Linked DNA regions of Homo sapiens: region 2 is linked to region 1. The links are chromatin loops, found by intact Hi-C in ENCODE. Cell type or tissue: PC-9. All regions are shown on one strand. Links, peaks and the distances in the headings refer to the core of each region. The heading gives the core; the rest is flanking DNA.

Evidence for each region. Peaks named below come from ENCODE experiments on the same cell type or tissue, not always from the same donor. Only the 100,000 strongest peaks of a DNase experiment are listed, where the experiment ranks them.
Region 2: a loop joins it to region 1, with 5 times the contacts of the local background. A loop is called at or near these places in 5 of 110 quality-filtered maps.

What each region holds. Positions count from the first base shown.
Region 1 is chr2:118,104,362-118,120,729 of GRCh38, reverse strand. INSIG2 (insulin induced gene 2) reads right to left here. Exons shown (of 6, transcript NM_016133.4): 4 at 13,827-13,993; 5 at 13,541-13,640; 6 at 9,733-12,449. The coding sequence ends at 12,408. Among named protein-coding and RNA genes, the nearest start is that of INSIG2, 24 kb to the right of the region's middle. RefSeq lists an enhancer at 3,782-4,981. In PC-9, for the core only: no CTCF peak of the experiment used is centred there; a DNase peak (open chromatin) is centred at 7,659; H3K4me3 peaks cover 851 bases; H3K27ac peaks cover 4,971 bases.
Region 2 is chr2:118,159,730-118,176,097 of GRCh38, reverse strand. No RefSeq gene overlaps it. Among named protein-coding and RNA genes, the nearest start is that of THORLNC, 18 kb to the left of the region's middle. RefSeq lists an enhancer at 6,610-6,659. In PC-9, for the core only: no CTCF peak of the experiment used is centred there; DNase peaks (open chromatin) are centred at 6,585 and 7,307.

The DNA.
Region 1 (16,368 bases), core at 3,775-11,774:
TTGCATGTTTATCGTAAAGAAACCCAAACTCCTCTCGGAGGAAGACAAACTGTTGACATCTAAAATTAGTCTCTCAAATAATATTACCTCATGAAAGAAAAAGAAGTGATGGTAGTACAATTCATGCTCAGATTTTGTAATTTGGGAAATCTCTAAAAATTGAGAGATGTAAGAGGTGATGACAGAATAATTCATATGCTCACATTTTGTAATTTTGGAAATCTCTAAAAATTATTCTCAAAGGTAGAAAGTGAAATTGAATTTAGGGACATAGAGATACTCACGGAAAAGTATGTAGCAGAACACACCATTAGGTCTACAATCTGCAACTCCATATATAAATAAGCCTCCAAACCCATGTTGCCTTAGTTATTGGAAATCCGAATGACTGACATATTTCTATTTTTCTAGAAATGCAAAACAGACTTGTGTAATTAACCATTCCTTTGGTATTTATTTTGAAACCAACTGTGCATTTCTTGGCCTCTTCACATACAAATAATGCCAACGCCTACGCAGTTCCACAGAATTCTTGAGCAGTTCTCACTCACTCTGCCCATTTTTTTCTTGCCCCCCTCTCCATTACCTCATAAATGGTGAACATTTCAGAAATAACGATCCCATTAGAAGAAGGTCTCTACATGTCGCCTGTAAGGCTTGAGAGGAAAAACTCAAAAGATGCCTTCACATAAAAGTGGGAAAGGGAGCAGAAATGAAATTTCTAATGGACATAGCAACACAAGAAAGCGCTGTGCATGAAGAACCCAGCTTCTCTCTGACAGATGGTACGCCATGCATGCAGCTAGATGAGCAGCGTTCAGGGGCTTGCTCCATTGCAAATACAGAAACAATAAAAATGCATGTTGATTTTTAAACAGATGTGTAATTAAGTATGACATTCTGATAGAGGTTTACCAAGGCAGAACAGCTGGATTTGAGGAGTCCTAATATGGGATACTGTTTAAGTTATTTAAATGTGATTCCTAGGATGGCAAAACTTCAAGAACTTCAACTTGTCTGTGTGTGTGTGTCTTTGTGTCTGTGGGTTTATGTCTGTGTGTGCATGTGTGAATACGACTGGATCTATGGCTTAAGGTGGTGCATACCCAGCTGAAATTTTCTTGGAGCTTAGAAAAGCAAAGGTTGCAACCCTTATACTCAGTTGCCCTGGGCAAGCAAGAAAAATATGTCAAGACCCAGGTCTTGCTGTTAAGGCTGGAGTTGAGAAATGCCCTCCAAATGCCTTCAAGTCAACATTAGCTATGACAGAAGCAAGACTATTATTTAACAATAGCAGCAAACGTCAAAAACAAACTGTGCCTGGCATTTTGACAAGACACTACTGAAAGAGAACCACTTTTTCAGCACTTGTGTAACCGTGGGGGAGAACTTGACAATTAATATCCTGAGGTCTGGTAACAGGATTTCCAGGCTGCTTGGTGGTTTCCTTCTGATACAAATGAAAGGAGTAGGCAAGTGGAGGACATGGGCAAAAATAATCCGAAACAATGAGGCCTAGAGAAAAGGACTGATACATCAGAAATCAGGTACCTTGTGGCTAATTAAAATGTAACTCCTCCCTCAGGAGACTGCACTCTCACGGTGGTGACACTATAAAGTATGAGGACAGAGCCATCATCCCTAGGTGAAAATAAGATGCTGACAAAATCTATCTCCTACCTCCCATCTCCTTTCCTCGCTCTCCAGCAGACTCATGCCATCCTGCGGCACCCTACCTAAGCTTCCCTCCATGGAAGCAGCCCCTGCCGGAACTGGCCAAACCCTCATCCCTGCCGTCAATCAATCAATTAATCAGTATAATAACAACCAGCCAGTTTCTGTCCTATGTCCTTAAGAATTTGCTCCCTGTTAACTAACCGATGAGTGGAGCTGTGGCAAGGTGTCAGCAAGCACAGTGATTCGTGTACTATGCTTCCTCTCATTTTGACAGAAACATTAGGGAAGCAACCTAATCCAAAGTAAATGCCAATGTGCTGGCTCCACACTCATGCTTTGAAGTGAATGAGGAGAGAGGGAAAGGAACCAATACTTCACTGGAAAGCCCTTATGAGCTAAGCCTTTGAAATGTTATCACAGTTAATGTTAACAGCCCTCAGACAAAAGTGGTATTGTGTCTCCATCTTACAGGTAGCAACCTGAAGTTTAGAAAGCATGAGGAACATGCCCAGCGTCCCAGTCTGCGAGTAACTCACCCAGAGTTAAAGCCTGCGTTCTCTCTCTCCCACAGCTGACTCTTCCCTGGCTCTCTCCACCACAACCCAAGATCACACACCTTGATCAGACTCAGAATGTTCTTTTTCTTTTTCTTTTTTGAGACGCAGTTTCACTCTTTTTGCCCAGGCTGCAGTGCAATGGCGTGATCTTGGCTCACCGCAACCTTCGCCTCCCAGGTTCAAGTGATTCTCCTGCCTCAGCCTTCCGAGTAGCTGGAATTACAGGCATGTGCCACCATGCCTGGCTAATTTTGTATTTTCAGTACAAACAGGGTTTCTCCATGTTGGTCAGGCTGGTCTCAAATTCCCGACCTCAGGTGATCCGCCTGCCTCGGCCTCCCAAAGTGCTGGGATTACAGGCGTGAGCCAACGCGCCCGGCCTTCTTTTTACATAAGAGCCTGGCAATGATGCTTTTTAATAAAGGGAACACCAGGAACTGTGGTGGGTGTGGCAGTCTTACTTGCAGGCCTCCTAAAAGGAACCCCCATGGACAGCTGTAGATCCTGCCTGAGAAGAAACATGAGTACAGGAGCCATTTAAATCCTCAAAGAGAAGCCAATCCCTATGTTTTAGAAGTCCTCCCTTCCACCCACTTCCTCTACCTGCGACTTTACTACCACCAGACCAGACTTTCGGTTCTTGAGAGAACATGCACGAATCTGTCCACGTGGGTTTCCTGTCCATACCATCCAAGGAGAAAGGCCTTGGCCTCCTCCAGCTGGGTCTGCTCCTTCCTTTGAACCCCATCGGTACCTATGCCCACACCTTTCAGAGCTTTCCTGATCAGTGTCAACATGCTGCTCTTCCTCTTACAAAATGTACCATCAATACAGCCCAGGCACATGGCTCCCACAAAGCTAGCCACTTATATAGTATGGGTCACATCAAAAATGACTCCAGCACAATCATTCATACAGACTTCTCTCACACTAAACCTTTAAACAAGGTGAGAAGTCAAAACCTGTGAAGACTGTCTCTTTTCAGCTGGGTGCAGTGGCTCACTCCTGAAATCTCAGCACTTTGGGAAGCTGAGGTAGGAGGATTGCTTGACCTCAGGAGTTTGAGACCAGCCTGGGCAACATACTGAGACCCAGTCTCTACAAAAAGTAAACAAAAGTAAACAAAATTAGCCAGGCACGCACCTGAGGTCCCAGCTACTAGGGAGACTGAGGTGGGAGGACTGCTTGCCCTGGCTGAAGGTTGAGGCTGTAGTGAGCCATGATCACACCACTGCACCACTGCACTCCAGCCTGGGTGTCAGAGGAAGACTCCATCTCTCAAAAAAAAAAAAAAAAAAAAAACCTATCTCTTTCCTATCTGTCAGATTTCCACATGGGTCTGGGTCTCTGGAAGCTGCAGCAGGACAGAACATCTGCTATGGAAAGGGGCTTGAGGTCCAAGTCAAGGTCATTCCCAGGCTTTCTAGAAATGCTTTTTATTAACTTTCTAAACAAACTCAGACTCCAGAGTGGAGGAACACATTCAACATGAATACGTCTACAAAGTCTTACACTTTTCTACTAAAAAGCTAAGATTGCATTCCTATCAGCAATGCCCACAATGCCAAGTCACTTATTCTAAGCGACGGCATTGGAATTCCGTCAGAAATGCATATGCAACATGAGGCAGGAGCGTCAGCGAAGGGACTTTCAGGGACAGCAGACAGGTCTGTGGTGATGAGGAAAGTCTTTGGTCATTGGAGTGAAGTCAAACCAGGGTTTGAAACTCTGCTGTGCCACCCAGAAAAATGTGGATGTTGGCAGCCGTAAAATGGCGTCAATACCCACAGACGTGTGCTGGGGACATTCCCAGGAGGCACCAGGAAGACACCTGGTTCATTCCCTCCCACACATTTCTCCTTCTAGGCGAGAGGAAAAGATGAAAGTGAATCCCTTCCTTCTTTCTCACCACTCCAAGACTTAGACACAAAGTTTACACTTTAGGTAAAGACCATAATTTTGTTTTAAACTTTGCCACCAAAAACTATTTTCTTATAGTCATGTTCACTATCAATCACTAAGGGAGTAAAGTATTCTATTGTGAACAGAGCACCGCAAAACGTTTTACAACTGTGGCAGACATTACCAGGGATCACCAATATTTGGTTCTCCTCTCCCTTTGGAGGAGGGGTTACACATCCCAGCCCCCTTGCAGTTAGGGCCACAGGATTAGTTCTGGCCAATGTGTGGAGCAGAAGTGCAGTACATTCCTTCTAGGCCCAAGCAGAGAAGAGTGAGTTTGAGAACCCATGCCCATTCTTCCCCTGCCTTGGCAAGCGAGTGAGGCTGCCTGTCTGCAGTGGGGCACAGTCTCCCACAAACCAGACTGTACATGTCACGTAAGTGGGAAATAAACCCGGTTATTGTAAAGCCAAGTTACAAATCAATGAAAACAAGCTGCCATTTCAAAATCAGATTACCAAACAATATTTAAGGATCACTAACTTATTCTTTCTGGGGAAAAAAGCTGAACCAAACTCAACTCTAGTATGAATTTTACACACATTCTGGGAAGACACGCTTCAACATGCCCTGACGTGCCTTCTCAAGGACAGACAGGATCTTGATATGCACTAGGATCTGGGACTTTGAAAATTCCACAGAGATTTGTCTTTATAAACATCTTTTAAGTTTCATCTTAAATTTGTCAGTCTGCAAGCTTCTCAAGCCCAGGGTGTGAGACTATGCACCCCAGGTGCATCCAGCTGATCCTGAGGTGATGGGCCAGCACTCTGCCTCTCTGTAATGTCCTGCTAGAAAATCTCAAGCTTTTTTATTAATATAAGCAGAAAGAATCGTTTCAAAACAGAACTGCCACTGTCATACTTTGGTGGAGCAGACATTCCCAAAAGATCTAGGAGTGACATGTGATGACTATAAAGGGAATAGAAATGAGTTTGATCCAATGGCAGAAATTCCCAGTGAATGCATTTTAGAAACTTTTCTTCTGAAACAAACAGTTTCAGCACTTGAGTTATTTCTTTGCTTTGTCTACTCAACTGCTCATCACAATGAATTGGTCCATGATCACATTCTGTGCAAGTTTCCTCAAAAAGCGTTTCTAAAAGAGAAGCAAATCTTGCAAATGAAACAGTCTCATGGAAGCACAGTAGCAGTAGATGGATTTATGGTTTTCGGAATGGCAATCAAAAATGATTGTTTTTAAATGGCAATATGTTTTCCAAGTGCCCATTACTTTTAAAGCCCACCTTCGGGGAGGCCACAGAATGATTAGCAGCCATAAATGCTGCCATGTGAAAGCAGCAGAGGACACAGTTACTAGAGCACAATTTTGATTTGGAATTAAAACTGCCCTTGTTCAAGAAAATCCTCACAGAAACTGAAACCAGGGAAACAGTGAAAAGGAAAAATCGCCCATATATGGCAATCAGTTTTGACACGAGGCTCATCAATAGCCCAGTCTTTCCAAGGCACATCATTATCTATCTGATCTGCCAAATCTGATACTTAACAACATTGTCTTCAGAACAGTTGACATAGCCTGGAAAAGTCTATCTTGTAAATCACAAAGATGACAGGTTTCACAGATCTGATCAGTGATAAAAAGAAGGGAGGCATAAAAGAGCAGATGCCAGTATACTTGCTGGCACAATGAACTGAATGAACTATATGTATTTCAAGGAAGAAAAAACCCCTCTACATCCCAATTTTTATTGAGGCCCAGTAAGAAACCACTGACTTAACCTATTTATCTCAGCTCCTAATTAAACCGAGTTTTTGAAAGGTAAAGACAAATGACCAGGGAGATAGCATGATTTTGTGGTATCAAAAAGTGGTGGGGAAAGCTGAATCAGGTCAGCTGGGCAGGCATGCTGCAGCTTCTTCCACCTACCCTAAATCCACAGAAATAACAAAAAGAAAAGAGATTTTTAAAAAGAAAAGGAATCCACAACTATACTGCAAAATAAGTACATTCTGTGAACTAGAAACTACAAGGAATCCCTGAAAGCAAGAGTGAGTAGCTGGATGGAGGGAAACCACAGCTTGAAATACTCAAGGAGAGGACTTGCTAAATATGAAACTAGGGGCATCCTAAGCTCAGAGGTAGCTGATGCTGGGAGCTGGAAATGCCAAGGGCAACTGACCTTATGGGTTCAACCAGGCTTCTGTGAAAGCAGCCAGTCTGGCCAACCCTTCTACACTTCTCCTACTTGCCAACCTTTGACCAGGCAGAGACAGCATGGTATCTACCCCATGATGTAAGTGTTAAGTGTGGACAGTCTCAAGAAGCATGGCGATGTGCCCAAGGCAAACCAGGGGCACTCACATCTGGAGATCAGCTGGTGGCAGGCTCATCCCACCCTTCCCTGCAATGGCTCTTTAGAAGTGCTTCGAACTTTAGAAGAGCAATTAATGTCCTTAGAAAAAATACAAGAAGGGCAATATACTTCCATTTCAAAGTACAGTAATCTTAGAAATTAAAATTGCTATCAATAAAATTAAAAACTCAACTGATGGGCTGAATGGATGGATACAGCTGAAGAGCAACTCGCTGAGCTGGAACAACAGTTATGTAATTCTTCTAGAAGGTAACACAACAAAGAAAAGCTAAGGGCTATATAAAAAAACAGAAACAGAAGGTCAAATATGTCTAGAATAGAGGACTTTTAGAAGAAAAGAAAAGAGAAAGTGAAAAAAGGAACACTAACAGCAAATATAGAAGTAAATTTCCCAGAATTCAAAAGATATATCTGACTGAACATGATTAACAGAAAAAGACTCACTCCTAAACATATTGTAGTAAAATCTCAGAACACCTAGGATGATAAATATCTAAAAAATAAATAAATACTCAAGCCTGTAATTCCAGCACTTTGGGAGGCTGAGGCGGGTGGATCACCTGAGGTCAGGAGTTCAAGACCAGCCTAGCCAACATGGTAAAACTCCGTCTCTACTAAAAATACAAAACTTAGCCGGGCGTGGTGGTGAGTGCCTGTAATCCCGGCTACTGGGGGGGCTGAGGCAGGAGAATTGCTTGAACCCGGGAGGTGGAGGTTGCAGTGAGCCGAGATCGTGCCACTGCACTCCAGCCTGGGTGACAGAGTAAGACCTTGTCTCGAAAAAAATAAATAAAAATAAAAATAAATAAATAAAAGAGGGGGGAAAGGGATTCTAATTAAAATCCCAATACAGTCAAGGCACTGAGATAAGTACCTGCTCAAATGGTCAAAAAGAGTATAGATGACACCCTTCCTTCCCACCTGACCTTTGAGATCACTCCAGGTAACATCAATACCAACATCAAAATCTGTTCACCCACGCATTGGACCTCTACTCCGCTGCTGTTCATTTCTACTCACTTCAGTGAACTATGTAAATACAGTTGTTTAGAACACTCCTTGGACTTTATCAAGATCTGGAAATGATCCACTACATTCCTCTCTGATTACAAACCCCAAACCTACCAACCTTACCCTTAAACTGGATTTTTAATCTCAACACTTGCAGTCATTTGACTTCATCCTATTTCCTCATGCCATCAGGTCAGCACTGCTGATTCAACTTCCTTTCCCAATTTGCCTGGATCCCATGAAAACGTCTGCAGATATTTCACTGGGAGTCTCTATTCATTTTTCACATATCCTTGTGCCATGCCTACCAGTGAATTCTCAGCTACAATCAATGTATTTCATCATGACAAGTCTACACTCCTGGGCTGCTGAGCCCACTAAGACATGGCGTTAACAATGTCAATTGGCTCTACTGCAAATATCTGACCTCTATCCTCACATGGATCCTTGATGGCCTCAAAACTGTCTGGCAAGTCTTTCTTCATCTTTAGTCAGTTACTATGTCCATTCTTCATAGATATTGTCCAAACATCCATCATTCTTTCAAAGTTCCCTAGTTGCCCCAGATCCCCTCACTCCCAATAAAAGACTCAGTATATAATCAGGCTTTTCTTTATTTTGTGAGCTATTTTATTAGTATACAGGGAGATATTTTATATGTTAAGAGACAGCAGTTAGAAAAACATTTTCAATGTAAAACAACACCTTCTCCTTTATCATCAAGATTAATTCATCCTTCCAATTGTACTTCATTGTACCAGTTACTCTGCCTGAAACTTCCTCCTACCCTGGTTTCATCCCATCACTCTTCTGGTTTTCCTCTTACTCTTTTTTTTTAATTTTTATTTATTTATTTATTTATTTATTTTTGAGACTAAGTCTCACTCTGTCTCCAGGCTGGAGTGCAGTGGCACGATCTCGGCTCACTGAAACCTCTGTCTCCCGGGTTCAAGTGATTCTCCTGCCTCAGCCTCCCGAGTAGCTGGGACTACAGGTGCCTGCCACCACACCCAGCTAATTTTTGTATTTTTAGTAGAGACACGGTTTCACAATGTTGGCCAGGATGGTCTCGATCTCTTGACCTCATGATCCACCTGCCTCAGCCTCCCAAAGTGCTGGGATGACAGGTGTGAGCTTTCCTCCTACTCTTGATCGTTCTTCTCTTTTCACCATAACATGCTCCCTATGTGATTTCATCCACTCCTAAGGCATCATTTATTACGGTCACATGCTGATGACTCCACATTTACATCCTACATCCCAGACTCAAATATCCAAGTGTTTATGATACCTTTATCAGATGTGCCCTACATAACTCAACCTCAACATATCAAACCAAACTTGTTAACTTTACCCCTTCACCTGCTTCTCTACATTCTCTTTTGGTTTATGGAAATATCATCCATCTAGTTTCTCAAGATAAAAAAATGAACTTACCATTGACTCTTCCTCATCTTTAACCTTCACACCCAAGTCACCAAGTTCAGGTGATTTTATTCCAAAATGTGCCCCTCATTCTTCATTTCCAATGTTACTACCCATCTCATCTCTCTCACCTGGACGCTACCCCTTATTTTATGCATAACTACACCAGTGAGTGGCAACCTGGGTTGCACATCAGAATCACCTGGGGAACTTTTAAAAATCCTAATGCTCAGGGCATACCCCAAACTAATTGTATCAGAGTCTCTGGGGGTGGAACCCAGACACCAGAATTTTCTATAGGTCCCCATGTGATTCCAATATGCAGGCACATTTAAGAATTTTCCAGAATTGAAAACATGAGCCCACAGATTGAAAGTACATACCAAATACCAAGCAAAAAAAAAAAATAACAAATCTACAACTAGTCAAATCATAATGAAGCTGAAAAATGTTAGAGGATAGAGAGAAAATCATGCAAATATCCTAGAGTGAAAAGATAGATTATCTACAAAGGAAAGAAAATTACGGTAATGGCAGACTTATCTGTAACATTAGGTGACAGAAGACAATGAGTTAAAAATCTTCAAAGTGCTGAGGGAGGGAAAAAAACTATGAACATAGAATCCTACAGCCTGCTAAATTATTCTTCAGAATGAAACAGACCTTTTCAGACACACAAAGCTAAGACTCTACTACTCAGACCATCACTGGAAGAATTACCTTACACAGAATATACTTCATTATAAAGGTAACTGAGCCAATAGGATTACAGAAGTATTTATTGGTATTAACCAAGTCTGACTTCTACCTGGAAAATACAAGATGTATGAAACATATGCATCATTGAGAGGTCCCAATGGCCTTAAAGAAGGTAAAACAGCTCAGTGCAAATAAATAAATTTTACATTAAAAGTTTTAGCAGGGCTCTGGCTAATTTGAATTGTTTTCTTGCACTTTTGTAGAATTTATCCCCAGTTTTCAACTGTGCAAATTTCCATAACTTGAAATAATAAAAGAAAGCACTGCCAATCTAGCAATGTTAAAAAATGTTTCCCATTTTCTTTCATTGAAAAAAATAGGTTCTATACATTTATATATTTATCAAAATTTCAAAACAATTTTATTTTTTGCTATAATTATCTTATTTTCTAGAGGACCTGAAAATAATTTAAGAACACCAACGATAATCATTCAGTCTCACCGATACCACACACAGTTGACCCTTGAACAGCATGGTTTTCAGCTGTGTGGGCCCACTAATAATGCACATCTTCTTCCACCCCCGCAACAGCAAGACCAACCCCTCCTCCTCCTCCTCCTCAGCCTACTACTCAGCATGAAGATAGCATGAGTGAAGACTTTTAGGATGGTCCACTTCCACTGAATGAAGAGTAAACACATTTTCTTTTCCTTAGCTTACACTATTGTAAGAAAACAGTATATAATACATATACCATACACAATATGTGTTCATCAACTGTTTCTTATTGGTAAGGCTTCCCATCAAGAGTAGGCTATTAGTAGTTAAGTTTTGGAGGAGTCAAAAGTTATACATGGATTTTCAACTATGTTGGGGAGTGGTGCCCCTAACTCCTGTTGTTCAAGGGTCAACTATATTTAGTTTCTTTTCATCGTTTCTTGGTAACTTCAACCACATATGTTAATTTCATTAGATTAATCCACAGTACCATATTCTAAGACTTACCACAAAGAAGAAAAACAGACTCTTAACCCAGATGATAATTACATATTTAATACGTGTTGCTTTTAACAGCAATTTTTAAAGTAAACACATCATAGACCTTATAACTTATTAAAGATTTTATAGTGCTTACAAAGTTGATTCTAAAAAATATACCTTATTTGTTCTAAATGAATAACATTATCTGGAAGATATAATAATAAATTATAGTAGTATGTTTTCCACCACGATAGTTAAGATTGTGTACACATATTCAATATGAAATCCTCTTAGGATTTTCACACCTTCAGCCTGAAAACATAAAAGCAGATTAAAGTTTGGCATACAAGATCTCAGTCTGATAGTAATTGCTTTAAAACTCAAAGTGTAAAAATATCTACTTGACATTCTAGGAAAGCATGGCCACATGCACAGACACATTCTCTCACTCACTCCAACACACACGTGTGCACACATACTCACACCCCAGAGTACTCAGAAGATCTTGCCCTTGTGGATCAGACAACTGCCACCAATTTCAAAAACTAATGGAAAAAATTAGCTAAGAATATGTTTAAACCATACTTAAGAGGTGCTGGTTGCCATTAAGATCTTTAACATGCAGAGAATGCCATCTCAATACACTCTTAAACAGACTTGAACTATTCACTAATGGATACACGAATACATGAGAAATTATGTATTCATCCACCCCCAAGACTGCATGTAAGATGAAAAACCTAGGCATTCCACCAACGAGTCATATGACTGAACCCAGCTAAAGCTACAGTGGTTTGCTTCACAGAACCCAATAGAAGACAGAACCCAACAGATTTAGAAACCTCATTGTGATCTGTTTGGAGTTTCCTATATGCTCCATGTGCAAAAGCAATGAGATTCTGTATTGCAGATGACAGCTAATATCACTTTGCACTTTTGTGACACTGCAAGAGGTCACTGTATTTCCAAAACATGTATTTATTCTAATTAAATCCTCTAATGTTCCTTACTTTTAATTATATATACTGTTCCAAATTTAGAACCAAAACAATTTAATGCTGATAACCTCTTCTGCTCATCACATATACTTCCAGTAAAACCTGTCAAAACAGAAAATTACTCTTTGGGCTGTCTCCAGTAACGCAGGTTTGAAACCAGAAGTTCATTTTCACCCTGTATCAAAACACTCCAAACTCTATGAAACAACATTAAATTAGAAACTAACCACAAATTAGGGCACTCATAACTCATACTGCTGTGATTAGAAAAATAAAAAGGCACAACAGTAAGCTAAAGAGAAAATACCAGCTCCCCATATGCTTTTTGTTTGTTTGTTTTTGGCTTTCCTCTTATTTTATTTCACTAAGTCTACAAATTGTTCAAAGCATTCTTATACTCTGCATGACAGGAACAATATCTTGGCACATTAACATTGTGATACAATGTATGGCATGTTTTAAAAAATTAATTTAAAAATTTCATCTATTAATCAACACTTTTTAATGTAGTACATATATATCTTACAGTTATTTAAGTCAAATATGTAAAGGTTTACAACTGATTTACAGATGAAGCAATCACAGATTGCAGTAATATGTGTGTGTGTATATATATATTTATCCATATATACACACACGCCAATCAAGGGGAAAACTGCATCCTGGCAATTTTACAGTCTGAAGTTTTGTTGGTATATCTACCATTTCACATCCTTTTCATCTTGCTTTTCTGTACAAAAGATATTTTTTGCCTTCTTCATTCCTGATGAGATTTTTCTGCGATAACTTTACATTCGTACTGCAAAAATTAAAAGGTTAAAAGGTTAACAGATTAAGACTTCTTTTGAATAGCAACTTCCAAATAAACTGAAAAGCTCTAAAAATGAACATTTTATTACTATGTGCCCATTTATTCCTCAAATAATCCAAGAGTTACATAATTACTATGATTAAATGACAAATGTGACAGGGAAAAAAATAATTCACATTCTGGAAGTGAAAAAGCCACAGCCAAAAGCAAGAGAAAGATGAGATTTCTGCATTACAAGCAAGTAGTGGCAGTATATGATTTAGAATTTAGATCAATCTTTTAATGTCGAAAGGAAGCAAAGCAGGTTTCTTTGAGTATTCAATAAGGCAAATTAGCAAAGAATAGTTCATGAACTTAAGGATAGGGCTGTTGTGGTGAACTCAGATCACTGTATTTTCAAATTGCTATATGATATAAAGGAAAAAATCTGTTACATTAACAAAAGCTTCCAGTCAAAACAACATTTTTAAAGTACAGCTATAAAAATGTACACCCACAATTCAAAATAAAGGAAACCAACAGGGTAAGATAATTGGTTGGCTATTTTACCAAAAATACAGCAAAGTAAGTCACTCAATTCTCCTAACCTGGCTAAAAAGGTAAAAGTGACAGCACTGATTCATAAAACTGCTGTGGCCTCTGAATGTCACTCCCTAGCCTTTTCCTTTTCCTTCATCACTAAAATGATCAAACATCTTGATTTGTTAGAGGTGGTCCTAATGTATACCTATTGTAGCAACACACTTATTAGTAGTGACCTTTTTAACTTTTAAAACTGTCCTTTTCTGATATAGTGGGAGACCTGTAGATTAGTTTTTTAAAAACCACTAATATCCCCCATATGGTCAATAAATCATATTGCCCTATCCATAACACATTTTGAGTTTTTCTCTCCAGTGGCTCCTCAACTTTTAAAACACCTGTGATTAAATTCTTCCAAATGATTTATTTCAATGGAAGTGCAAAAAAGCAATCAAAGAATGTTGTCTTCACAAATTGCTTTCCCTTAAAGGACTGCCTTTTAGAGAAAACTTGTCATTTGTTCCACATCTTATTCAGAAAAGTGAGCATCAGCTTACCATTGCCAGTTGTCGACCAATGTTTCCCATTGTTATGCCTCCAGCAAAAAATATACATGGTAACCAAGAACGAACATAGAGGAAATCTGGAGATGTATATCTAGAATAACAGACATGTCTTTAATACCCACAGAGGAACTGCAATGACACTTAAGATAATTACAATGAAAATAAACTACTCTGTAGATTAAACTGGCTAACCTCATTTCATAATCTCAATTCTGAAAGCGGTTATCATTTATTTATCTAGCAAACAAGCACCAAAAATTGAAGGATTAATACTTACTGGTAAACACCATTATATACTAGCAGTTGAGTGACCACAGTTGCCAAGAAGGCAATTCCTACTCCAAGGCCAAAACCACTTCTAGATCTATCAAAAGTCCACCACAGTCCAATGGATAGTGCAGCCAGTGTGAGAGACAACTGTATGTTGTTATCGAAATCCACTTTCTGAGATCAGTGTTAAGAAGTCATCTTAAAAGTTGTAACCAAATAATATCATCTGTTCATTTTTCTAAATAAGAGATGCCTCTGTTGAGAAGGGAATTAATTGCTTCTACTCAAGTACATTCAGTCTCTTAGTACAATGTATGAAGCTAGGTGGGATTAAAACTGTCTCCAGTATTTACCCAATACCAGATACACAAAAGACATTAATCAATAGATCCTACCAACTGTAACCCCTCCAAAACAAAAAACAAAACAAAACAAAAAGAACAGTCTACATACATTCCCAATTATAAGGCTTTACCCATTATTTAAGAAATGCTTTCTTTGCTAAAAATGTAACTGGAAGCCTCAGAACACAAGTATCACTAAAGGAACACACTTTTGCAAAAAAGGAAACCAATATTACTTCTCCAACAGGTTTAGAATTACTTGAGAATCGTACAGGAACTTGAAAATAGAAGAGTTGACAGCTATTTAACAGGGTACCACATTCTCTCTATGATTTACTGACAGACACATTTTATAATAATGCAGTTCAGAAACAAGAGTACCAAGGACACAGTATCCCTTTCTATTATGTCAACTGTTCTAGTTTTAATTTGTTGAGGATAAAGCCTTGAAGTGAACATTATCTTACAACCTGCCAAGCTATTTTGGTGCCTGAGACTTTCTGGTATAGGACAGTTTGCTCAAATGATATTTTATTTTCATCACCTACTTAAGCATCTATTCACAAATGTATGGCCCTTTTCTACACCAAAATCTCTGGGTAAAATTAAGCTTTACAAATTCAGTTTTCTCATCTCTTTGCTAGAGGATTACACTAAAGGAATTAATTTCAAGTGTCATTAAAAGGGCATTATCTATGTCCCAAAGGCCACATCTTGGCTCTATAACCAGCTACTGGGGAAGGCGGGGGAGGTTTGGGAGAACACGTATCACCAAACTGACCATGCTGCACGTATAGAGAAATCCAAAAAAGAAATTGCAACGAAGCCATTTCCCACTTCCTTTAACACTCTTTTTCACCATTTCCCCACCCCTACCAAGCAAGTATCCTAAACACCCAGCTTGCTTATTTCTCAGAATCTCAGGACTATTGTGGGCAACTCCCTCAAGGTCCTTCCTTGTTAAGGCTTGATTTAAAAAGAAACCTACAGTTCATATGGGTATGCTTCTGGAAAAGCTTTTCTTATTGTTATGCTGTCATTATACTTAAAGTTCAAAGAAAAGGTTTAGAGCTCTGATTTCCCTATGAAATAAACACTCATGTAAAGAGTGGAATTTGGTATTAAATGAGTTTCATGTTTGCTAACTAAACTTAATTAAAAGTCACAGCGAAGTAAGGAGGCTTCCAGCGTAAATAGATATATCAATCTTAAAATAGTGCCATATGGGCCAGGTGCGGTGGCTCATGCCTGTAATCCCAGCACTTTGAGAGACCGAGGTGGGCGAATCACAAGGTCAGGAGATTGAGACCATCCTGGCTAACATGGTGAAACCCCATCTCTACTAAAAATACAGAAAAATTCACCGGGTGTGGTGGCAGGTGCCTGTAGTCCCAGCTACTCAGGAGGCTGAGGCAGGAGAATGGCGTGAACCCGGGAGGCGAAGCTTGCAGTGAGCCAAGATTGTGCCACTGCATTCCAGCCTGGGTGACAGAGCAAGACTCCGTCTCAAAAAATAAAAAAATAGTGCCAAATGATTTTGTAAAGTCTAAGTAACCTAATATTAGAAGTGTATGCTATAAATTTGGTAAACATGTTGGACTTTACTTGAAGGACAACAGGATATCTAAGATTGCTATATTTAAGTATTTCATTGAGAAAGAGAGTGAACAAAGCAAAGAATTTGAACTTATTAAGTTTTTAGAATTTCAGAAAAGGCTATTTAAATTTCTCTACTTAAAAACAAAAATCAAAGTGGAAGTGTCTAAGAGAGAAAGATCTAATCCACCGGACAGAGAGGAACTGACACAGTTTTGAGGTTCCTGGGTAGGAAAATGAGATGTTTCTAGACTTTAGTCAGGCTGTCTCAGGGCTGTTCTCAGCTCTGCTGCAATGTCGCAGTATAAATGACTTAGTAAATTACCTAACCTCTTTAGCTTCTGTTTATTATCTTTACAAAGAAAATGTGGAACTAGGTGATTTCTAAGTTCTCTTCTAGATATAATAGTATATGATTTTAACTTTTTAAGCCCTCCTGACCACTAGATTTTTTATAAAATCTTAAATCTCAAAAAGTTCACCAAAATAAACATGTGGAAATGTCCTCAATACAAACAGAAATTAAAACTAATAATAGCCACTGAGGGACTTCCAAATTCACAGACCTGCAACAGCCAGCACAACTGTGCAGAGGAAGGCAGATGTGTT
Region 2 (16,368 bases), core at 3,374-11,373, 56 kb before region 1:
CTAAACAAAGAGAGAAATAAATACAGTGGTAGAGTTTCAGAACTATGGAAAAGAATGTTTTTATAATCTTAAATTTAAGGTTTCTAAGAGGCCTGATATTCCTTTCCAAGAAGACCAATAAGGCTGTCTTGGAGAAATGCTTTATATGAACTGGAATTTTCATTAGTATGGGACAAGGTGGAAGGCCAAGTTGATTATATTAAATTCCACCTAGCAGGACCCGTTGAATGACCATGAGGTCAAGGAAAATGATGACTATGTTTGCTTCCTCCCTGCTGCCCACCACCCTTCCTATGAGAACATCATGCATGGATTCAATGCATCAATTTTTAGAGGTTACCCTCCCTTCCATAGCTCTCTTTCACTTTTGTCACCTCTGCCTCCAGAAACCATGGGCCCTCTCCCCAGAAACCATGAGCCCTCCCTCTACCTCAACCACTCCAGCAAGTTAGGGCTTCTCAGCTGCTTAGAATCCTGCATCTACTGGTGCTGTATGACCAATGAGGCTATCTAGTCCTACCTTAACCCCAGCCAACATTTCCTAAGGCGTGACTTGCCTGCCCCCACTGGAATGGAGATGATTAAGCAATTCTCAGATAACACCCCGACTTCATTTGCTAAGAGTTTGCCTGCAGGCACACCATGGTCATGTTCCACATCAGGAAGGCAGCCCACCTAACCTACTGCAGTTGGGACACAAGATTGCCCAAACCAGATCTTCCCTGACTAGCCGCCTGCCCCTACATCTCCTAGACTGCAGCTCATCCCAGTGTAGAGCCCTTCCTAATCCTCTACCTCCATCCTGCCTTTTCTCAACTCTCACCTCTGGTAGTCCCCCAACTGAGCCTGCCTTCCCTCAACCCACCCAGCACCCCTCCCGGGTCCCAGCCATGGTAGCCATGTTCCCCCATTCAGTTGTATGTACAATTGCAAGTAGAAGGTGCCTCCCAGGATTGTGCAACTCGGTGGCCCAGATAACCCTTTGGCACTCATCACCACCAGCTTGGCTCCATCTTGGTTCTACACCCTGGGCCTCCTCCAGCTTGCTGGTTCCCTTTGCTCAGGTATGAACCTGCTCTCAGTCTCCAGGACTCCTCTAGCCAAAGCCCTTCCCAAGCTCTCATCCCCTCACTGGAGGAATCTAAGTCAATCTCCGATCCCCCTGGGATTCTTTCCTCCTGATCGCTGGTCCAACCTTTCTCCATCAGGTCAAACCTCCCTTCCAGATCACAAACCCCAGATATCTTCCCTCATCCCAGCCTTAGTGTTTTCCCCATCCCTGCTCTCTAAGCTGTGTATAGCTCTTGCTGCCTCCTCCCACCTCTTAACCCTGACTGCTTTATTCTCTATTATCTGATAGTATCATTTAATGCAATTTTTAAATTAAAAATCATGTACATGTTCCCTGTAGAAATTTTGGAGAATACAGGAAAATAAAGAAAGGCAGGTGTTTACTACTCAAGCCTTCTTTTCGGGACATATGGCATACATGCAAATTTACAAAATAGGTGTGGAATTGATACTGATTTTTTAAATGATTTTCATTCTATTTTTTCAATAAATAACATGTATGTGCCCTAGTCTGTCAGCATCCCGCCCCAGTGGCAACCAATGTTATCAGCTTGTTTTGTACTTTCTAGCAATAGTTCATTCACTAACAAGTATATATGAATATAAATGCAACTTTTCACACAAATGATGGGATCCATCACACTTTTTTACAACTTACTATTTTCACTTAAATATTAGAGGTTATATCATAGACATAGATCTGCACCAGCTTCCCTTTTAAATCTATCTATTTAATTAAAACAGTGTATAAATAACAACACCGTTGGAGTTATGGCATAGCAACAATCGTGAGAAAGGTATTTGGCCATTGAAGTTCATATAGAAATTTTAGGAAAAAAAAACTACCAACTTAGGAAACACTGTTCTGTCTTGTTTATGATTCTGCCTGCTCTCCTGACCACCCAACCTTATTAATAAGTGGCCCTCCAGACCTGCTTGAATACCTCTAGTAATGGGGAACTCACTTCCTCAGGAGGAGGAATAAATATATTTAAAAGGGAAGCTTTTAGATGATGAGACCCTCATCCTGAACACTGTGGGAATTCTTTAGCTTTTAAAATCTATTTCATCCATTTGGACACTGAATAGCGAACACTTGACATTGTTTCTTAACCATCTCATAGGACGTGGTTTTTAATTCAATTTTGACTTAACTTTGCCTTTTAACTTAATTTTGAGTTTCTGAAAGGCAGAGACCAAGGCTTGGTTTTCTCGTGCACCCCTTTCCAGTGCCTGCCATGGTGCCACCCACACTGCCCCCACAGAGTACGTCCTTATCTTTGAGCCCTCGGTGAGCTCAGCACTTCTTCCAGACAGCCTTTCCTAACACCTCGCCCCCAGAATTTCTCCAGTTATTGTAATTGTCTCTCTGTGATCTGTATTCTTCATTGCTCATGCAAAGCCTACCACTAGTTTTCAAAAACATATACTTATTTGGTGAGTAAATAAACAAATAAATGAGGAACACACTTTTTTTTTTTTTGAGACGGAGTCTCGCTCTGTCGCCCAGGCTGGAGTGCAGTGGTGCGATCTCGGCTCACTTCAAGCTCCACCTCCCGGGTTCACACCATTCTCCTGCCTCAGCCTCCCGAGTAGCTGGGACTACAGGCACCCACCACCACACCCAGCTAATTTTTTTGTATTTTTTAATAGAGACAGGGTTTCACCGTGTTAGCCAGGATGGTCTCGATCTCCTGACCTCATGATCCACCAGCCTCGTCCTCCCAAAGTGCTGGGATTACAGGCGTGAGCCACCACGCCTGGCCAACCTTTTCTTAAAAGACAGTGATGACAGAATAGTGTCAAATTTCTCAAGGGGACCTTGTAGAATCTAAATACAAGGAGAGTTTCTCCCAAGATCCCTGGGATGCTGACAGGGCTACCACTTGCTGTGTTTAACATCCCTAGGGCTCCATTTATGAAGCACCTAATCATGATAGAACATTCAGAAACACAAAGTTGGAAGCTAGGCGTCAAGGCCGTGCAAACTCCATGAAATCAGGTGCCAGGAAGGGTTCTTAGAGAGATTTCAGAAAAGTTATTGAGGGGCAGAAGGAAGAGAATTAACATTTCTGTGCTCCCATTTGTGCCAGAAATAGAGTTTGAAGTTAAAGATGAACTTGTCCTCTAGCAGAGAGGAAGAGAGGAGTCCTGAAATCAGCCCTGAAGAACACTCGTCTTTCCCGCCCTTCCCACCCAGAAACTGCACCCAGCTCTAAATTGGAATTATCAGCCAATCCACCTACAACTATTTCCTAAGAACCTATGAGTTAAAAAAAGACCTGGACCATATCTCAACACTCTTCTTAGCAACATACAAACACATTTACATGAACATCAAAACAATACTGTAAATGAAACGCCTCTATAAAATGTTCATACAAGATTCTTGTGGTAGAAGAAGCACGGACACCAAAGAACAAAACATTTGAATGCTAGCTTCTCAGCCACGTGACCTCTGGCAGTTTACTTCACCTCACTAAACTTTATCTCTGCAATGGAAATAAAAATGCCACCCCATATGTGTCATGTGTAAGGATAAAAAGAAATGTAATGAGATTATGTATGCAAAGGTGGGCAGAAAATGCACGTGGACTGTAGAAGGTGCTGGGCTGGAAATGGGGCACAGAAAGAGAGAAGTCCGAAGGAGCCAGAGGGAGAGGTCGTCTGGCGGTGCAAGGGAGCACACTTGACATATCCATAATTGTTCATTCATCCTGTTATTCTTGTCACTCCACAAATATTCAGGGAGCATATACAAATGGGGAACAAGTCAGACACAAGGTCTGCCCTCATGGAGCTGACAGTTTAACAGGGATACAGATGCTTAAAGAAATGATGTGAATTCAGCTCAGTGCTCTGAGACACGAGGGAGAGTTGGGACATGTCATGGAGCTGACAGTTTAACAGGGATACAGATGCTTAAAGAAATGATGTGAATTCAGCTCAGTGCTCTGAGACACGAGGGAGAGTTGGGACATGGGAGTGGCTCCTCATTCAGACAGGTGGGTGTAGAGAGACTTGTTAGAGGCCAGTGACATCTCAGCTTTCAGAAGCAAGTAGAGTCATCCAGGTTGGTGGGGTGGGGAAGAGGAGATGGGATTTGAGCTTTGTAGGAAGGCTTGCATCTCAGGCCTGCGCTCCCCCAGAGAGTGAGGGAAAGAAGTGACCAGAAGACAGCCTCATAAGCCATGATCATGAGTCTGACCCACATGGTAATAATCACCATAAGGTTTCAAGTGGGAGAGTGACACACATGGTCAGATTTGCATTTCAGTAGCAGATTTGGGTGGAGCAGGGCAAGATAGCCAGGGAGACAAGTAAGGAGAGAGTTGCAGGAAATAAAGAAAGGTAGAGAGCATTGGACACTACAGAAAGCAGAATATTACTCAAAGTGCTCATGAGAGATCGGAGTTAAAGGTAGGGTGAGGAGGCAGTCAATGGTGGCCCCCAGGTGTCTGGCTGAGGCAGCTAGGTAAATGGTGGGACCATTGACTAATATGAGGTTTTGGAGAAAGATCTTGAGTTTAGCTTTGGATATATCAAGATCGGGGTTCCTGAGAGATATCCAAGTGGAGTTGTCTAAGAACAGATGAGTACGTGGACTCCAAACCAGGAAATTTTGGATTGGAGACAGAAGTTTGGCATTATGTCAGCCCCCAGATAATGAATGTTTGCTGGGCTGCTGATGACGTTCTACAGAGAGCAGGGGCAACAAGGAAGAGAGGACAGCCAGCAAAGCCCCTCTAACAGGGCAGAAGAGGATGTGTCATTACAAGAGCCTGGAAATTAGCTAGAGAGATGGGAGGGAACCCCACAGAGAGAGCAGTGTTACAGAAGCCAAGGAAAAAGAGGATATCAACAGGGTGGGGTAAATTGATTTTGCTATGATGATATCTGACTTGAGAAGTACTTATTGGATAGTCCAAAGTGGAAGTCTCAGTGACCTTGGCAAGTTTCAGTGGAGTGGTAGGAGTGGAATCCAGATTGTCAAGATGAAGGAGGAGAATGTAGGAGGTAGGAAGGAGGAGACAGCAAGTGCAGGCAAAGCTTAGGAGGCACTTACTGTAAACATTAAGATGAAAGATAGGAAAGTACCTGGAAAGAAATACCTATAGGCTGAGTTTTGGGAATGATGCTTTTTGTTTGTTGTGTAATATGGGAGAGATTTGATCATGTCTTAATACATCTAAGAAAAAGCCAATACAAGAAACGAAAAGTTTTAAAGATGTAGAAGAGAGGGAGGAAATAATAATAATAGTAGAGGCAAATCTCTGAGGAGATGGATGGAGATTGGATCCAGGAGGTATTTCACTGGGACAAGAATGAAAGAAGATGCTGTATATGTTAGAAACTCTGTCGGGTTCAGGTAACAGTACACCCTCTGGGATTGTAACTTGGAAAGTAGCTTGGACATTTGAAAGTCAAACAGTAGCTTTTTGCTACCCTTAATTAAACTGTTCAATGTTGGCAGGGCTCAGAATCAACAGCTCTGTAATTTGTTTCACCTTTGCCTCATGGTTGCAGGATGGCTGCAGCAGCTCTAAGCATCACATCCTTACATACCCCATTCATAACCAGGAACCATGTGTCCGTAAAGGGCATAATTCTCTTCATGCACTTTTCTCTTAGAAGAAAGAAAAACATTTTTCAGAAGCACTTCACAAGACTTCTTGACACATCTCATTATGTAAAATTGGGACTTAACAGTCACGCACAGACCAAGGCTGGGCCCAGTTCCCACCCAGCACACGAACAGAATCAGTGCTTCAGTGAGAAAGAAGAAAGGGGCAACTCTGGGTTAGAAATAGCCATGTCTGCCTCAAAGGTACAGATGAAGTAGGTCAGTGGGCTTGGGAGCAGAAAAAATGAATGAATTCTCTGGAAATGTCAATTTTCCCTCTAAGTTTGTCATCTGCTAAGAGTGAGAGGGAAGGGGTTGTGGGTGTGAGTTCTGATGGGAGTGAAGAGATCTAAAATAACCACAGCAGAGAAGCAGGGGGTGAACTCACTGGAAAAAAAAAAACATCAAAAATTCCAAGAAGGTCCTCCATGGGGAAAATGATTGGGGAAGAAATTACAGACCAAAGGAAAAAAGAAAGGAAGGGAAGATCCACTAAAGGACAGCTCTGCCCCAAGTGGCCATGTACACCAGGGTTTCCCTGCCTCGCACTGTTGGCATTCTGGGCTGATTAATTACTTGTTGCAGGGCTGTCCTGGGCACTGTAGCATGTTGGCAGCATCCCTTGCCTCTACCCACTAGATGCCAGTAGCAAACCCCACTTCCAATCCTGACTACCAAAAATGTCTCCAGGCATTGCCCAGTACCCCATGGTGGGAGGAGGCAAAATCATCCCAGTTGAAAACCACCTATGTACACTATCTTATTTAGTCCTTCAGAGCAGAGATGGTGTTTCTGTTTTTGAGGATGAGGTTAAAAGCCCAAGGACACATAGCTGAGAAGAAATGGAACCGGAATTGAAGCCGGCTCTGCCAGAGACTGCATTCTTCCCTCTGACCCTGAGCTCCACAGCCTGCAGTGCACCACCGGCACCAAACAGGAAGTCACACCCATGGGCCGGCCTCTGCCTTGCCACTGGGGCTCTACACCCCATAGAGTAACTTTGAGGAGTAATCTGTTTTTTCCCGGAGAGAATTAGAGAACTCATAAAAATTAAATCTTTACAAGAGCTCTATCTCCTCCTTTCAAGGAAGTCAATCACTTGGGTTAAAAAAGAAAAAGAAAAAGAAAAAAAAATGTGGCAACATTTTCCCAAGGACTTAGGGCAGAAAACCACCATCCAGAAAGGAAAATCTTTGAAGTTGGAATGTGCTCTAGGCTGCCTCTTTAAATGAAAAATGTTATATGCCTGGGAAACATTATATATGCCAAAGCAATACGAGGGCCTCACGGTAATAATGATAGCACCAACTCCATGCTTTCATCCCTGAGACTCTGTGAAGGGCCTTAAAAATGAAATTTTATACAAGTGCACACACACACACACACAATATTTGGAAAATTCACACATATATCACTTTGCCCACCTCTCCAATGAAGGTGGAATGTGGTGGCAGATGTTTCACAGCTGCCCGGCAACCACCCTCCAACAGTTTAGGACAGGAAGCTAAGGACACCCGATCCAAAAGGAATTGCAGGGAGAGGTCAGGGAGGTAAAAGTTAATCCTGAGAATTGGGATTCTGCCAAAGCTTGGGATACCCTCCACGCCATTGCCTCATCCTTTATTCTAAGAGACTGAATGAATCAAGTGACAGGCATCTATCTGCATGTGAGAGGCCATGCCCTCCCCATGAAGAGAGTTGGAACTAGGAAAGATCCTTACATTTGAGGAATACATACTATACATACAGCCTGCAGCCCAGCCTGAGAAAGCCAAGCCTATAGATTTGGCATCTAGGCCAGTTACATATCTTTACTCTGCTGAATAGCCATAGACAGAGTCCCTATTGCATAGATGGCTGCCCTTGCCTCTACCCTTTCATAAAAGATAAATCATTTCATAAAGAATGCCTCACTGCCTGGGTGCAGTGGCTCACAACTGTAATCCCAGAACTTTGTGGGGCCCAGGCAGATGGATCACCTGAGGTCAGGGGTTCAAGACCAGCCAACATGGTAAAACCCCATCTCTACTAAAAATACAAAAATTAGCTGGGCATGGTGGCATGCGCCTGTAATCCCAGCTTCTTGGGAGGCTGGGGCACAAGAATCACTTGAACCAGGAAGGTGGAGGTTACAGTTAGCCAGTGATCTGAAATCGGGCCCCTGCCCTCCAGCCTGGGCAACAGCAACACAGTGAGACTTCATCTAAAAAAAAATAAAAATAAAAATAAATAAAAAATAAAAAGAAGGCCTCACTGATGTGTGTGGATGGTAGAGGAGGAAGAGGGGACAAGGGGTGGTATCTTGTTTAACTAGGTCAGGCAGTGCATTTATAACCACAGAGTGAGGGGAAAGAAATGAATAACTGCAGAGCCCCAGCTCATGCCAGGGCCTGGGCTAGGAGCTTTACCTGTTGTCGTGTCATTAATCTTTCTGGGTTTCACTATCTGAACTTTGCAAATAAAGAAACTGAGTCCTGGAGAGGTTACGTAAGTTGGGGTCATACTCCCCAAGAGCCAGGATTCAAGCTCAGGTCAGCCAACCCCAAAGTGAACATGCTTGTGTTACCACCATATCTGGACATCGAGTATGCTAGCGCCCCAGAAATCTCCTCCGTGCTCTCTCCAAGTCATTACGCACCCACCCCTTACCTCCAGGTAACCACTGTTCTTCCTTCTATTGCTAAAGTTTAAATTTTGCATGTTTTTGAACAACATATAAATGGAGTCACATAGTATGTATTCTTTGGCATCTGATTTCTTCAGCTCAATAATTTATGAGATCCATTCATGTTTTTGTGCCTAATAGTAACTTGCTCATTCCCATTGCTATATAGGATTCTACTGGGTGAGTGTATTACAATTTATGTATCCATTCTATTATTTATGAACATTTGAGGAATATTCCATTTAGGAATATTATGAATACTACTGCTACAAACATTATTTTGTTTTGCTGTTTTTTTGAGACGGAGTCTCACTCAGTCACCAAGGCTGGCATGCAATGGTGCAATCACGGCTCACCACAACCTCCTGGGCTCAGGAGATTTTCCCTCCTCTGCCTCCCAAAGTGCTGGGATTACAGGTGTGAGCCATCATGCCCAGCTGAACATTCTTAACATCTAATGGGTGGCCACACACTTGAATATGTATACCTAGAGATAAAATTGCTGAATCATTAAGAAACATAATTGCTCATTTTTACTAGGTAATGCCAGTCTTCCAAAACGTTGTATTAACATTCCCACCAACAATGTGTAAAAGTTTCATCTGCTCCACAACTTCCAAAAATTGGTATTTTGAGTTTCTTTATAATTTTAGCTATTCTAATGGCTGTGTTGCTATGTCACTGTTGTTATAATTTTCTTCATAACTAATAAATATGAGGATCTTTTAATATATTTATTGGCCACTTGAACCATTCCCTCTTTTGTAAAGTTGTTGTCTGTTTTTGTGTATTGATCTGTAGAAGATCTTTGTATATTGTGTGAAAGTCCTTCGTTGGATATATGTATTGCAAATATCTTTTCTCATCCTGTGGCTTATCTGTCCATTCTTTGGTGTCTTTTAGGGCTTTTTTGTTTTTGTTTTTCACTACATTTTATTGTGGTAAGAATAGAACATGAGATGTACCCCCTTAACAAATGGCAAGTATACAGTGCCTTATTGTTAACTATAGATGCAATGTTATACAGCAGCTCTCCAGAGCTTATTTATCTTGCTTAACTGAAACTTTATGCCCAATGATCAGTAACTCTCCATTTCCTCCTCCCCCAGAGTCTGGGAATCATCATTCTACTCCAGAGTCTGGGAATCATCATTCTACTCTGATCCTATGAATTTGACTATTTTAAATATCTCCTATAAGTAGAATCATGTAACATTTGTCTTTCTGTTACTAGCTTATTTCACTAAGCATAATGTCCTCAAGGTTAATCCATGTTGTTACATATTGCACAATATCCTTCTTTTTGAAAGCTGAATAGTATCATATCCAATGTATATAACACATATCCTTCATTCATCTATCCATGAACATTTAAGTTGTTTCCACATCTTAGCTATTGTGAAAAGTGCTATAGTGAACATTGGGGCATCAATATCACTTTGAGATCCTTGTTTTAACTGTTTTGATAAATACTCAGAATTGGGATTGCTAAATTAAATGGCAGTTCTATTTTTTTAAGAGCCTTCATGCAGTTTTCCATAGTGGCTGCACTATTTTGCATTCCTACCAACAGGGTGAAAGTGTTCCAACTTTTTCACATCCTTGCCAACACTTGTGGTCTTTTGGTTTTTTGATAATAACCATCCTGAGAGGTGTGAGGTGATATCTCATTGTAGTTTTGACTTGCATTTCTCTGATGATTAGTTACTTTAAGCACTTTTTCATGTATGGGTTGGTTGCTTGTAAGTCTTCTTTGGAGAAATATCTATTCAAGTCCTTCAGCTATTTTTTAATCAGGTTATTTGGTTTTTTACTATTGAGGTATAGGAGCCCCTTTATCAAATGTTTGGTTTACAAATATTTACTGTATTAGTCCATCATGCTGCCGATAAAGACATACCCAAGATTGGGCAATTTAACAAATAAAAAAGTTTATTGGACTTACAGTTCCACATGGCTGGGGAGGCCTCACAATCATAGTGGAAAGCAAGGAGGAGCAAGTCACATCTTACATGGATGGCAGCAGGCAAAGACAGAGAGAGCCTGTACAGAGAAACTCCCATTTTTAAAATCATCAGATCTCATGAGACCCATTCACTATCACAGGAAGAGCACCGGAAAGAGCTGCCCCCATGATTCAGTCATCTCCTACAGGGTCCCACCACAAAATGTGGGAATTATGGGAGCTACAAGACAAGATTTGGGTGGGGACACGAAGCCAAATCATATCATTCTTCCCCTGTTCCCTCCCAAATCTCATTTCTTCACATTTCAATACCAATCATTTCTTCCCAACAGTCCCCCAAAGACTCAACTCATTTCAGCATTAACTCAAAAGTCCACAGTCCAAAGTCTCATCTGAGACAAGGAAAGTCCCTTCTGCCTATAAGCCTCTAAAATCAAAAGCAGGTTACTTACTTCCTAGTTACAATGGGGGTACAGTCATTGGGTAAATACAGCCATTCCAAATGGGAGAAATTGGCCAAAACAAAGTGGCTACAGGCCCCATGCAAGTCCAAAATCCAGCAGGGCAGTCAAATCTTAAAGCTCCTAAATGATCTCCTTTGACTCCATGTCTCACATTCAAGTCACGCTGATGCAAGAGGTGGGTTCCCATGGTCTGGGGCAGCTCCGTCCCTGTGGCTTTGCTGGTAAAACCTCCCTCCCAGCTGCCTTCATGGGCCGGCATTGAGTGTCTGTGGCATTTCCAGGCACACAGTGCAAGCTGTCAGTGGATCTACCACTCTGGGATCTGGAGGATGGTGGCCTTCTTCTCACAGCTCCACTAGGTGGTGGTCCAGTAGGGACTCTGTGTGGGGGCTCCCACCCCACATTTCCCTTTTGCACCATACTAGCAGAGGTTCTCCATGAGTATCCTGCCCCTACAGCAAACTTCTGCCTGGACATCCAGATGTTTCCATACATCTGAAATCTAGGCAGAGGTTCCCAAACCTCAATTCTTGACTTCTGTGCACTCACAGGGTCAACACTATGTGGAAGCTGCCAAGACTTGAGGTTTGCACACTCTGAAGTCACAGCCCAAGCTCTACATTGACCCCTTTCAGCCGCAGCTGCAGCGGCTGGGACACAGGGCACCAAGTCCCTAAGCTGCACACAGCATGGAGATTCTGGGCCCGGCCCACAAAACCACTTTTTCCTCCTAGGTCTCAGGGCCTGTCATGGGAGGGACTGCCACAGATGTGTTTGACATGCCCTGGGGACATTTTCCCCATTGTCTTGGTGATTAACATTTGCCTCCTCATTACTTATGCAAATTTCTGCAGCCAGCTTGAATTTCTCCCCCAGAAAATGGGATTTTCTTTTCTACTGCATTGTCAGGCTGCAAATTTTCCAAACTTTTATGCTTTGTTTCCTTTTTGAAACTAGAATGCCTTTAACAGCATCCAAGTCACCTCTTGAATGCTTTGCTGCTTAGAAATTTCTTCCACCAGATACCTTAAGTCATCTCACTCAAGTTCAAAGTTCCACAAATCTCTAGGGCAGGAGCAAAATGCCACCAGTCTCTTTGCTAAAACGTAACAAGAGTCACCTTTGCTCCAGTTCCCAACAAGTTCCTAATTTCCATCTGAGACCACCTCACCCTGAACCTTATTGTTCATATCACTATCAGCATTTTTGTCAAAGCCATTCAACAAGTCTCTAGGAAGTTCTAAACTTTCCCACATTTTCCTGCCTTCTTCTGAGCCCTCCAAACTGTTCCAACCTCTGCCTGTTACCTAGTTACAAGGTTGTTTCTACATTTTCAGGTATCTTTTTGGCAACACCCCACTTTACTGCTACCAATTTACTGTATTAGTCCGTCTTCACGCTGCTGATAAAGACATACCCGGCCGGGCGCAGTGGCTCACGCCTGTAATCCCAGCACTTTGGGAGGCCAAGGCGGGTGGATCACCTGAGGTCGGGAGTTCAAGACCATCCTGGCTAACATGGTGAAGCCCTGTCTCTACTAAAAATACAAAAAAAATAGCCGGGCATGGTGGTGGGTGCCTGTAGTCCCAGCTACTTAGGAGGCTGAGGCAGGAGAATGGCGTGAACTCAGGAGGCAGAGCTTGCAGTGAGTGGAGATCACGCCACTGCACTCCAGCCTGGGTGAGCTTGCAGTGAGTGGAGATCATGCCACTGCACTCCAGCCTGGGTGACAGAGCGAGACTCCATCTCAAAAAAAAAAAAAAAAAAAAGGCACACCCAAGACTGGGCAATTTACAAAAGAAAGAGGTTTACTGAACTCAGAGTTCCACATGGCTGGGGAGGTTTCACAATCATGGTGGAAGGTGAAAGGCACATCTCACATGGCAGCAGACAAATGAAGAGAGTTTGTGCAGGGAAACTCCCCTTTTTAAAACCATCAGATCTCGTGAGCCTGATTCACTATCACGAGAACAGCTCAAGAAAGACTTGCCCCCATAGTTCAATCACCTCCCACTGGGTTCCTGCCATGGAACATGGGAATTGTGGGAGTTACAATTCACGGTGAGATTTCGGTGGGGACACAGCCAAATCATATGAATTTTCTACTATTCTATATGTTGTCTTTTCACTCTTGATTGTGTTCTTTGCTGTGCAGAAGCTTATTAGTTGGATGTAGTCCCACTTGTTTATTTTGTTGTCGTTGCCTCTGCTTTTGCTGTCATATCCACAAAATCATTGCCAAGACTATTGTCATGGCACTTTCCCCCAATGTCTTCTTCTAGGCGTTTTATAGGTTTGTGTCTTACATTCAATCATTTAAACCATTCTGAGTTGATTTTTGCGTATGGTGTCAGATAAAGGGCCAATTTCATTCTTTTACATGTGGATATCTAGTTTTCTTATCACCATTTGTTGAAGAGATGATCTTTTTCCAACTGTATATCCTTGGCACCCTTATTGAAGATCAATTAAACATATATGCATAGTTATTTTTTTCTGGGCTCTCTATTCTGTTTCATTTTTCTATATATCTATCCATGACAATTCTGTTTTAATTATTATAGCTTTGTCCTATATTTTGATGTCAGAGAGTGTGATGACTGCCTTGTCATTCTTTCTCAAGATTTATTTGGCTATTGGTCTTTTGTGGTTCCAAATTATTTTTAGAATTTTTTTCTTTTTTTAACTTTTAGGTTCAGGGGTACATGTTACATAGGAAAACAAGTGCCATGGGGGTTTGTTGTAAAGATTATTTCATCACCCAGATATTAAGCAGAGTACCCAATAACTATCTTTTCTGCTCCTCTCCCTCCCCCCAACCTCCACCCTCAAGTAGACCTGTCTGTTGTTTTATTCTTTGTGTTCATAAGTTCTTATCATTTAGCTCCCACTTATAAGTGACAACATGTGGTATTTGGTTTTCTGTTCCTGCTTTAGCTTGCTAAGGATAATAGCCTTCAGTTCCATCTATGTTCCTACAAAAGATGTGTTCTTGTTCTTTTTTGTGGCTGCATAGTAGAATTTTGTTTTTCTATTTTGGTAAAAAATACTAACGAAATTTTTTTTAGGAATTGCATTGAATCTGCAGATTGTCTTAAAAAGTATGCACATTTTAACAATATTAAGTCTTCCAATCCATGAACACACAGATGACTTTCCATTTGCTTGTGTCTTGTTTAATTTCTTTCAACAATGCTTTGTAGTGTTTGGTATACAAGATTTTTGCTTCCTTAGTTAAGTTTATTTCTAGGTATTTTATTCTTTTTGGTGCTAGTGTAAATGGGAATGTTTTCCTAATTTCCATTTCATATTCATTGTTAATGTGTGTGCAAGTGATATTTGTATGTTAATGTTGTATTCTGAAACTTTACTGAATATGTTTATTAGTTCCAACGAAAATTTTTATGAAGTCTTTAGGGTTTTCTATACGTAAGATCATGTCATCTGCAAATAGGAGCAATTTTACTTCTTTGTGATTTAAGTACCTTTTTGTTTGTTTTTTGGCCTAATTGCTCTGGATAGGAATTCCGATGTTGCATTGAAGAGTGAGGGAAATCAAAGTATTTCATCCCCAAATATACTTCCTTGACATATTTTGAGGTGGCTGTTCAGCAAGTCTGCAAACAGAGGTAGCCCTGCAAAGCTGTCTTTGGAGGGGAGATTTGCATTTGTACGAAATCTTCATTGATGCTGCCAGGCTTTCTCTGGGGCTCTCCCTCGTCCTATCTACAAAAGATTAACTGAGAGTATAATACATTTAAAGGTCTGAAAGTCCAGGTGCAGTGGTTCATGTCTCCAATCCAAGCACTTTGGGAAGCCAAGGCAGGAGGATCACTGGAGTCCAGGAGTTCAAAATCAGCATGGGCAATCTAGTGAGACTCCATCTCAAAAAACAAAACAAAAAAAAACGGTTAGCCAGGTGTGACGGCGTGTACCTGTAGTCCCAGCTACTTGAGAGGCTGAGGCTGGAGGATTGCTTGGGACGAGGAGTTCAAGGCTGCAGACAGCCATGGTTGTGCCACTGAACTCCAGTCTGGTCAATAGAGCAAGACCCTGTCTCCACACACATGCAAAAAAAAAAAAAAAAAAAAAAAAAAAAAAAAAGATCTGAAGAAAACATTCATTCATTATTCATTCTCTCTGAAGGCTACTACCTGTGAGGTTTCACTTACATAGCAGGACCACCTTTGTTAGCCAGGCTTCCTCTTCTCCCCCTCCCATAATCTGTTTTGCTGATATCCAACCCCCATTCCTTCTGTAACCTCAAGATGGCACATAAGGTTCTGAAACCTACTGGGTGATTGGGGTAATTATGCTGTGGTTCTCTCCCATATACAAGTTAATAAATTTGTATGCCTTTTCTCCAATTAATCCACCTTTATCAGTTGATTTTTCAGTGAACCATCTGAAGATAAAGAGTAATTTTCCCTTGGCCCCTACAATAGAAAAGGTGAAAGTAAGCATCCTTGCCTTATTCCTAATCTTAGAGGAAAAGCTTTTAGTTTTTTACTATTGAGTGCGATGTTAGCTGTAGGCTTTTTATAGATGGTCTTCATTATGCTGAGATATTTTACTTCTGTTCCTAGTTTGTTGAGAGTTTTTATCATGAAGGGGTGTTGAATTTTGTCAAATGCTTTTTCTGCATCAATTGAGACAATCATGTGATTTATATCCTATATTCTGTTAATGTGGTGTATCACATAAATTGATTTTATATCCTTGCATCTTAGGGATGAATCCCACTTGGTTATGATGTATGATCCTTTTAATGTTTAATTCAGTTTGCTAGTATTTTGTTGCATCTATTTTCATGAGGGATATTGGCCTGTAATTTTCTTTTCTTGTGGTGTCTTTGTGTGGCTTTGGTATCAAGGTAATGCTGTCCTCATGTAATGAGTTTGGAAGTGTTCCCTCCTCTTCAATTTTTTGGAAGAGTTTGAGAAGAATTGGCATTAATTCCTTAAATGTTTGGTAGAATCCACCAGTGAAGCCATCTGGTCCTGAGCTTTCCCTTGTTGGGAGATTTTTGGTTACTGGTTCAATCTCCATACTAGTCATAGATCTGTTCAGACTTTCTACTTCTTCATAATTTAGTCTTTGTAGGTTGTGTATTTCTAGGAATTATCCATTGCTCCTAAGTTATCCTGTTTGATGGTATGTTATTGTTCAAAACAGATATGTTATGTTCCTTTGAATTCCTGTGATATCAGTTGCAATGTCTCTTATTTTATTTCTAATTGTATTTTAGTCTTCTTTCTTTTTTTCAGTGTAGCAGGAGTTTGCAATTTTGTTTATCTTTCCAAAAAAACAAACTCTTAGTTTATTGATTTTTTTGCTATTGTCTTTCTATTTTCTATTTTGTTTATTTCTGCTCCAATCTTTATCATTTCTTTCCTTCTGCCAACTTTGGGCTTGGTTTGTTCTTTTTTTTTTTTTTTCTATATCCTTGAGGTATAAAATTGGCTTTTTATTGAAATCTTTCTTTGGTTAATGTAGACATTTATCAGCATTAACTTCCCTGTTAAAACTGGTTTTGCCACATCACACAAGTTTTGGTATGTTGTGTTTTCATTTCCAT